Regions from separate parts of the Homo sapiens genome. Here region 2 is linked to region 1. Evidence: read pairs that join two places in POLR2A ChIA-PET (ENCODE). Cell type or tissue: Panc1. All regions are shown on one strand. Each heading gives the region's core, and the rest is flanking DNA. Links, peaks and the distances in the headings are about the cores only.

Region 1 (2,914 bases), core at 247-2,746:
AGAGAAAGCTGAGTCCATTGGAAGGGCTTCCAGGAGGATGCCTGGTCTAGGGCCTGCATGGTCAACACACACAGCATAGTGGTTTCAAGGTTTTTGGAAGGCAGCTATGCTCACCACTATATCACCAATGCCATCAGGGTGTTACACAGTTTTTGAAATTGAGAGTCCCTGCATAATCTCAAAATGTTTCACGAGCCCACCCCATGCGCAGTTGCTTGCACCTCTGTGACCTGGTTCAGGAATCGGAAGGTCAGTGAGTTCATCTGCATTTCCTGCTCCCACCCAGCCCCCTCTGCCTCTATTAATGCTGTTTGTGGCAGGTTTTTGTCAGCTCTACTTTACTGTGCTTGTACAGAGGCACAACCTTTGCTAGCAGACTAATGACTAGAATCCTTGCCCTCCCCACTTCCCTGCCACCTTCTGGAACTAAGACACTAGTTTCTCTTTCAGTGCTCTAGGGCAAGAGGAGAAGGGTCCCATTTAAAGCTGTTTCTGCAGAAACACAGGGGCAGAGGTCATCAGCACGCCAGTGCTGTACTGTACCCGTTCTGTCACTTAGATGGTATGGCAAGGCCATCCCCAGGCCTCTTTGTTCTTAAGACTTTTCTCTTCCCTTGGGGACTTCATTGTCCTTAAGACCTTTCCCCTCCCCTGCACTGCACTTCCCCCTGTAGGGTAGAGGTTAATTGGTCACCTGACTGAAGTCAATATTCAACAGCAGAAATGTTAAACGATAACCCATCCCACATTCTTGCCTTGGACCCAGAGGCAGCCAGGCCCCAATCTCTGCACCTCTACTTGCGCCCCCATACAGCCTGTTTGCTGTGGGAGGATGAGAAGCCAGGTGGTTTTGCAGGCAGACAGACTCTGAGAGTCCGTTTATCTTATACAGGATCTCTTGACTTTTTCTTCTTGTAACCTTATTAACCTTCATTCCAGAGATGAAAAAGACAGACCCAGTAGGGGAATAATCAGGGTGAACACGTATATGAAATTCTTTCAAAAACCTAAAAAGCATTTAAGAAAAGAAAAATAGTTTTGTGGGTTGCCACCTCTATTTTTTTGTTTATAAAATGGGAAGGGTCTGGATTGCCCTGTGACTTAGGGTGTGAGGAGGCTTTCTCAGTTCAGAACTTGTTGAGAGATAGGAAGAGTAGTCAGACAGGTGGAGATTACTAATAAAAGCTAGGTTGGGGCTGCGTGTGGGGGCTCACACCTGTAATCCCAGCACTTTGGAAGGCCAAGGTGGGAGGATCACTTGGGCCCAGGAGTTTGAGACCAGCCTGGGCAACAAAGTGAGACCCCCATCTCTACAAAAATACAAAAAAAAAAAAAGAAGGAAAGAAAAGCCAGGTATGTTGGCACCAGCCTGTAGTCTCAGCTACTGAGAAGGTTGAGCTGGAAGGATTGCTTGAACCCTGGGAAGTCAAGGCTGCAGTGAGCTGTGATCATGCCAGTACACTCCAGCCTGGGTGACAGAGCGAGGCCTTGTCAAAAAAAAAAAAAAAAAGCCAGGTTGGGTAACTTGATGAAGATATGTAGGCATTGGACTGAGCCCTGAATTCGAGAGACTCTGACCTTGGTAAGATCAATGGTAGGAGCAGCAGGGAATTTGTGCTTTCTGGAGGCAGGTAGATCCTGAAATAGGAGAAAGAAAAGGGCTGAACCACACACAAATCTGATCATGTGAGACACTTCTCTGCCTTGGGAGGAGTGTTTGGATAGAGAGAAGCCAGATATGTTTCTCTAATGGAGGTCCCTCTGCAGGGAAACATAAAGCCAGGGGAAGGGGGTTTCTTTCCAGCCCTTGGCTTAGGGCGAGAGTACATCAGAGAACTCTGGACAGTGGCGTGGTCAGTTCATGGAGCAGGAGTGAGAGAACACAGCCTGCACTCAAGGCTTTCTCTTGGGGAAGGAGTGGGAATACTGGGTCTGTGCCCATTGATGTCCCCCTTTTCTTTGATCTTTAGCACCCCCAATGGGAACAGCCTCAGTGCCGCAGAACTCACTTGTGGAATGATCATGTGCCTGGCCAGGTAAGTCCCTGACTTCTCAGCAAAGCTAGTCTCTCCGATATGCCAATTATTACCACTTGCCAAGCAAATGGACCCAGAAAAACTTAGAAACATTTCGTCTCAGCGACTTGCAGACTGCTAAGAAGGCGACATGCAGACTGCAAAGAACCTTTAAGGCCATCAGGTCCTCTATTCAACATTCATTACACAGGTTCCCTAGTGCACAAAGGTGCACTTCTCTTTACTCATGTTCTATTCTCCATGCTGCAGACAATCTGCCTTCTCTAGCCTCCAACTCTTGCAAATGTTCTCCATACCCTGCTGCCTGGAGATAACAAGGAAGGATGTTCCAGGCAGCAGGGTATGGACAGTGTCTAGGTACCCTCTGCTTACTTTTCAAGATTAAGCTTCAGTATTAATTTATCCAAGAAGCTCTCTGGCTTTTCCAGCTAGGCTATGTCCCTCACTGATTCCCCTGGCCCTCAGGGCTTATCTCTGTCACTGCCCTTACAAATCTGTATTGTAATAGAATGGAGTAAGAACCTGCTTCAGGGTCCTTGTGTGTTCTGTGGGTTCATAACACAATGGAACTCAAATGGGCAAGACTCTTGCTCTTCTAGCAGGAGTTCCAGGCCTCTTGAGTGGATGGGGCAGCCTAGAAATCAAATGGTTGTGGCACAGAATGTGCTTGAGTCTCAGTGTGTTGGTTAGTAATTTGGCAAAACTGATTGCATGGAGCACTTCTGTTGAACAGGCAATTCAAGCATTTATGTGGTCAAGGGGAAGAACAAGGCTCCCAATAAACAGGGTAGGAAGTTGTTCTAGGTCCCTTTGAAGCTCCATGGATTCCCTAAACCAGCGGACCTAGGCATCAAGGACTCCTTGTTTCTCTACTCAGG
Region 2 (2,914 bases), core at 300-2,799, 62 kb before region 1:
GAGGGACACCAAATTATCTAGGGACTGGATCTCACTCTTAAGACTTCTATTCAGTGGCTGGGGCTCAGCTTTCCATTTTACAGGTTTTTTTTCTCTCTCTAAATTCCCCTTTCCCTACTATATATTCCTCCCCCCAATGAATGCCTATCATTCTGATAAACTGGACCACAAAATACTCGTTTCATTTTATACTGTTTTAATTGGCTCTTGGGATGTTTCATGCAATCTATTGGTTCTGTCTCCCCAGTTTGAAGCTCTTTGGCACAGGGATGTTGCCTCATGCTTTGCCTGTCCCACCGAGTGCTTCCAGCTGTGCTGCACACAGAGCAGTTCAGGAGTCCCTCCAGGAATGTAGCCCTCCCCCTCTCTCTTCTACAAAACTCAGAGGGACTCTTCAGGAGCCACATGCTCTCATCAAGCAGAAACTTTTTAAGAGGTAGACAACAACCCAGAGTGGACACAGAGCTGGTGCTCTTCCAGTAGAGGTAAGTCTTGGCCAGCTCTCAGTGCCCTGGCTCTGTAAGCCTCCCTCCCAACAACCTCACTGAGCCTCTTGCTGGGCCTGATCCCCGAAGTAGACTTTCCCTTGTCGTGTAGTTAGTACTCCAGCTGCACTCACTTCCCAGCTTAACTTCCTGACTCTTCTCAACCAGAAATCTTTTCTGGTTCACAACTTTAACTATATTAGCTCTCTTATTTTTCAAACTTTGTATCCCTTTCCTACTGTAGGACTCACTATGATAGCTTCAGTTTCTCTTGGCTGCTTCTGGAGGCACTTCATCCATTAGCAATGGATTCTTTAATAGTTGCTTTAATTATCAACACTTACAGTTATGTACAGAGATTTCCCAGATTAGGCTATAAAATGTTTCCCTCCATCCATGTCCATGCAATGGGGACTTTTGTCCTGTATAATTGTGTCTTATGGGCTTAAATTATACCAGTATGTTCTCCATTCACGTTTTTCCCCTGTGAGATTTTATTCATGGCAATTTGTTTCAGCTGTTGATATAGAGAAACCAGTTTAACAGCTTCAAAAGGTCAACTGAAAAAGGAACCAGTCATCCTGTGTACTCATTAAAAATAAATGGAAGCATTATGGAGAGTTATTATATATCTTAAGACTTTTTTGGAGGGGAAATGGAATGCAGGGCCAGGTGGGAGACGGATGATTACCTGGGATTATATTCTTAGCTACATCTGTTAGGATATTTGGGATTCCTCCATGTGAAGAGGCTAGAAAACCAGAACGACAGTTTATACCAGGCTGGGATCTCTAGAGATAAGGATTATGTGACAGGCTTTGTAAGCACAGAATCCAGGGGAGTAACTATTGTAAGAGTTCAGACAGCTATTAAGAACAATGTTGAAAAATTAGACCAAGTGGAAAGAGAAAGAGATACGAGCTGTCAAGCCAGAGTTCAGCTAAGCAAGCTGGTTAATGGTTAATACCAGTAGCTTCTCTATCTGTGTGTTGCTTACGTCAACCCCAATTCCTCATCCTATTGTAGAGTTGGTACTTAAATCTGAAAACTCAGGTGTGCCCTGAACTGATAACCAGCTGAGAAAGTATAGGGAAGAAAGGAATGGGTGGGCAGGGCTAAAGGTAACAGTAGAGCAAAGCAGAGGTACTGGGTTCTCTAGAAGGTGGCAGATATTGTTATCAAAGAGAGTTTACCCAAGAGACCCTGAGACATTGCATTAGCAGACCAGGACACATGACTGTTTCTTAATTCTATCTCCAGTTTAGAACTACATGTCAGGTAGAGTTGACAGAAGCCAAAGAAAAAGAACAAAACAAAACAAACAAAAAAACCCTAAAGTTAGAGAAGGAACCACATGTCTGCTATAAGTAGTGTTTAGAGAGCAGGGAAAGAGATGAAATTTGTTTTCCTGCTTCTCACGTCTCATTAAAATATAGATGCTGTAGGTAGGGTATTCATCATCCCCTTCTTTGGTAAGCCCTCAGATTGCAATGGGCCACCTTGTAGTAGTGTTGTTTGATGACACAGTCAGGAAGGATGGTTAATGCACAGCAGTAGGTGGACAGAGTTCAGTTGGTCTTAAATATTTAGATCTGGTGCCCATCTAGGGATGGTGCTATGGAAAAATAATAGCTGGTAATTATTAAGAGTGTAATATATTCCAGAGACTGAACTAAAAGTCTTAAGGGTATTTCCTCATTTGCTTCTCCCATCAACCCAATTAGGCAGTTATTACTTTCTTTATTGTACATATGAGGACACTGAAGCTTAGAGAGGTTCAGTAACTTGCCCAAGGTACACAGCCAATAAATAGCAGAGATTTTCCAACCCAGGCCTGCCTCCAGATCTCATGGTGGAAATCACTTTGCTGTCCTAGGAAAGGCACTGTTAGCTCACATGGCTGAAAGGAAAGCTAATGCTACATTTTTTTTTTTTACCCTGCAGGTTAAAGAGTTAAAAATAGAGGTGAGATGCTTATTTCCTTACACTTTTTCCTGCATTTTTCTTCATTTCATCACGCATTATACCCCACATCCAGGTGCTGGTCTTGTGCTTTCGGTTACATGTTGAGTTGTGTGGAAGGGCAAGCCAGGTTTATTTCAATGGAAGAGTGTTCATTCATCAAATTGACCTACCATTATACAACACCAATGCAGATGACACACTCTACCAGGGTGTGGAGAGGAGTGTGCACAGTCCTCACACTCAGGAAATTTACAGCCTCCTTTGGAAGATAAGACATGCCTGTAAAAAGATAATCGAAGGCAGCATATGATCAGCACTAAACCACCAGGAAGAATAACTGCTCTTCATGTCAGAAGAGGGAGAGAGAGCACTTCTCAGCGGGTGGTCAAGGTAGGATTCCTGGAAGAAGGCCGGTTCTGAAAACTGAGAGAGCTGTTTATTTTTGGGTAGTGGAATCATGAAAT

Evidence for each region. Peaks named below come from ENCODE experiments on the same cell type or tissue, not always from the same donor. Only the 100,000 strongest peaks of a DNase experiment are listed, where the experiment ranks them.
Region 2: POLR2A ChIA-PET joins it to region 1 with 15 read pairs; 11 of 35 experiments call an interaction of 5 or more read pairs at or near these places.

Annotation. Positions count from the first base shown.
Region 1 is chr1:119,721,406-119,724,319 of GRCh38, forward strand. PHGDH (phosphoglycerate dehydrogenase) reads left to right here. Exons shown (of 12, transcript NM_006623.4): 3 at 1,971-2,036. Among named protein-coding and RNA genes, the nearest start is that of PHGDH, 11 kb to the left of the region's middle. In Panc1, for the core only: no CTCF peak of the experiment used is centred there; no DNase peak of the experiment used is centred there.
Region 2 is chr1:119,659,429-119,662,342 of GRCh38, forward strand. LOC124904390 (a long non-coding RNA gene) reads left to right here and starts at 270. Exons shown (of 2, transcript XR_007066508.1): 1 at 270-485. RefSeq lists a silencer at 238-532. In Panc1, for the core only: no CTCF peak of the experiment used is centred there; no DNase peak of the experiment used is centred there; H3K27me3 peaks cover 741 bases.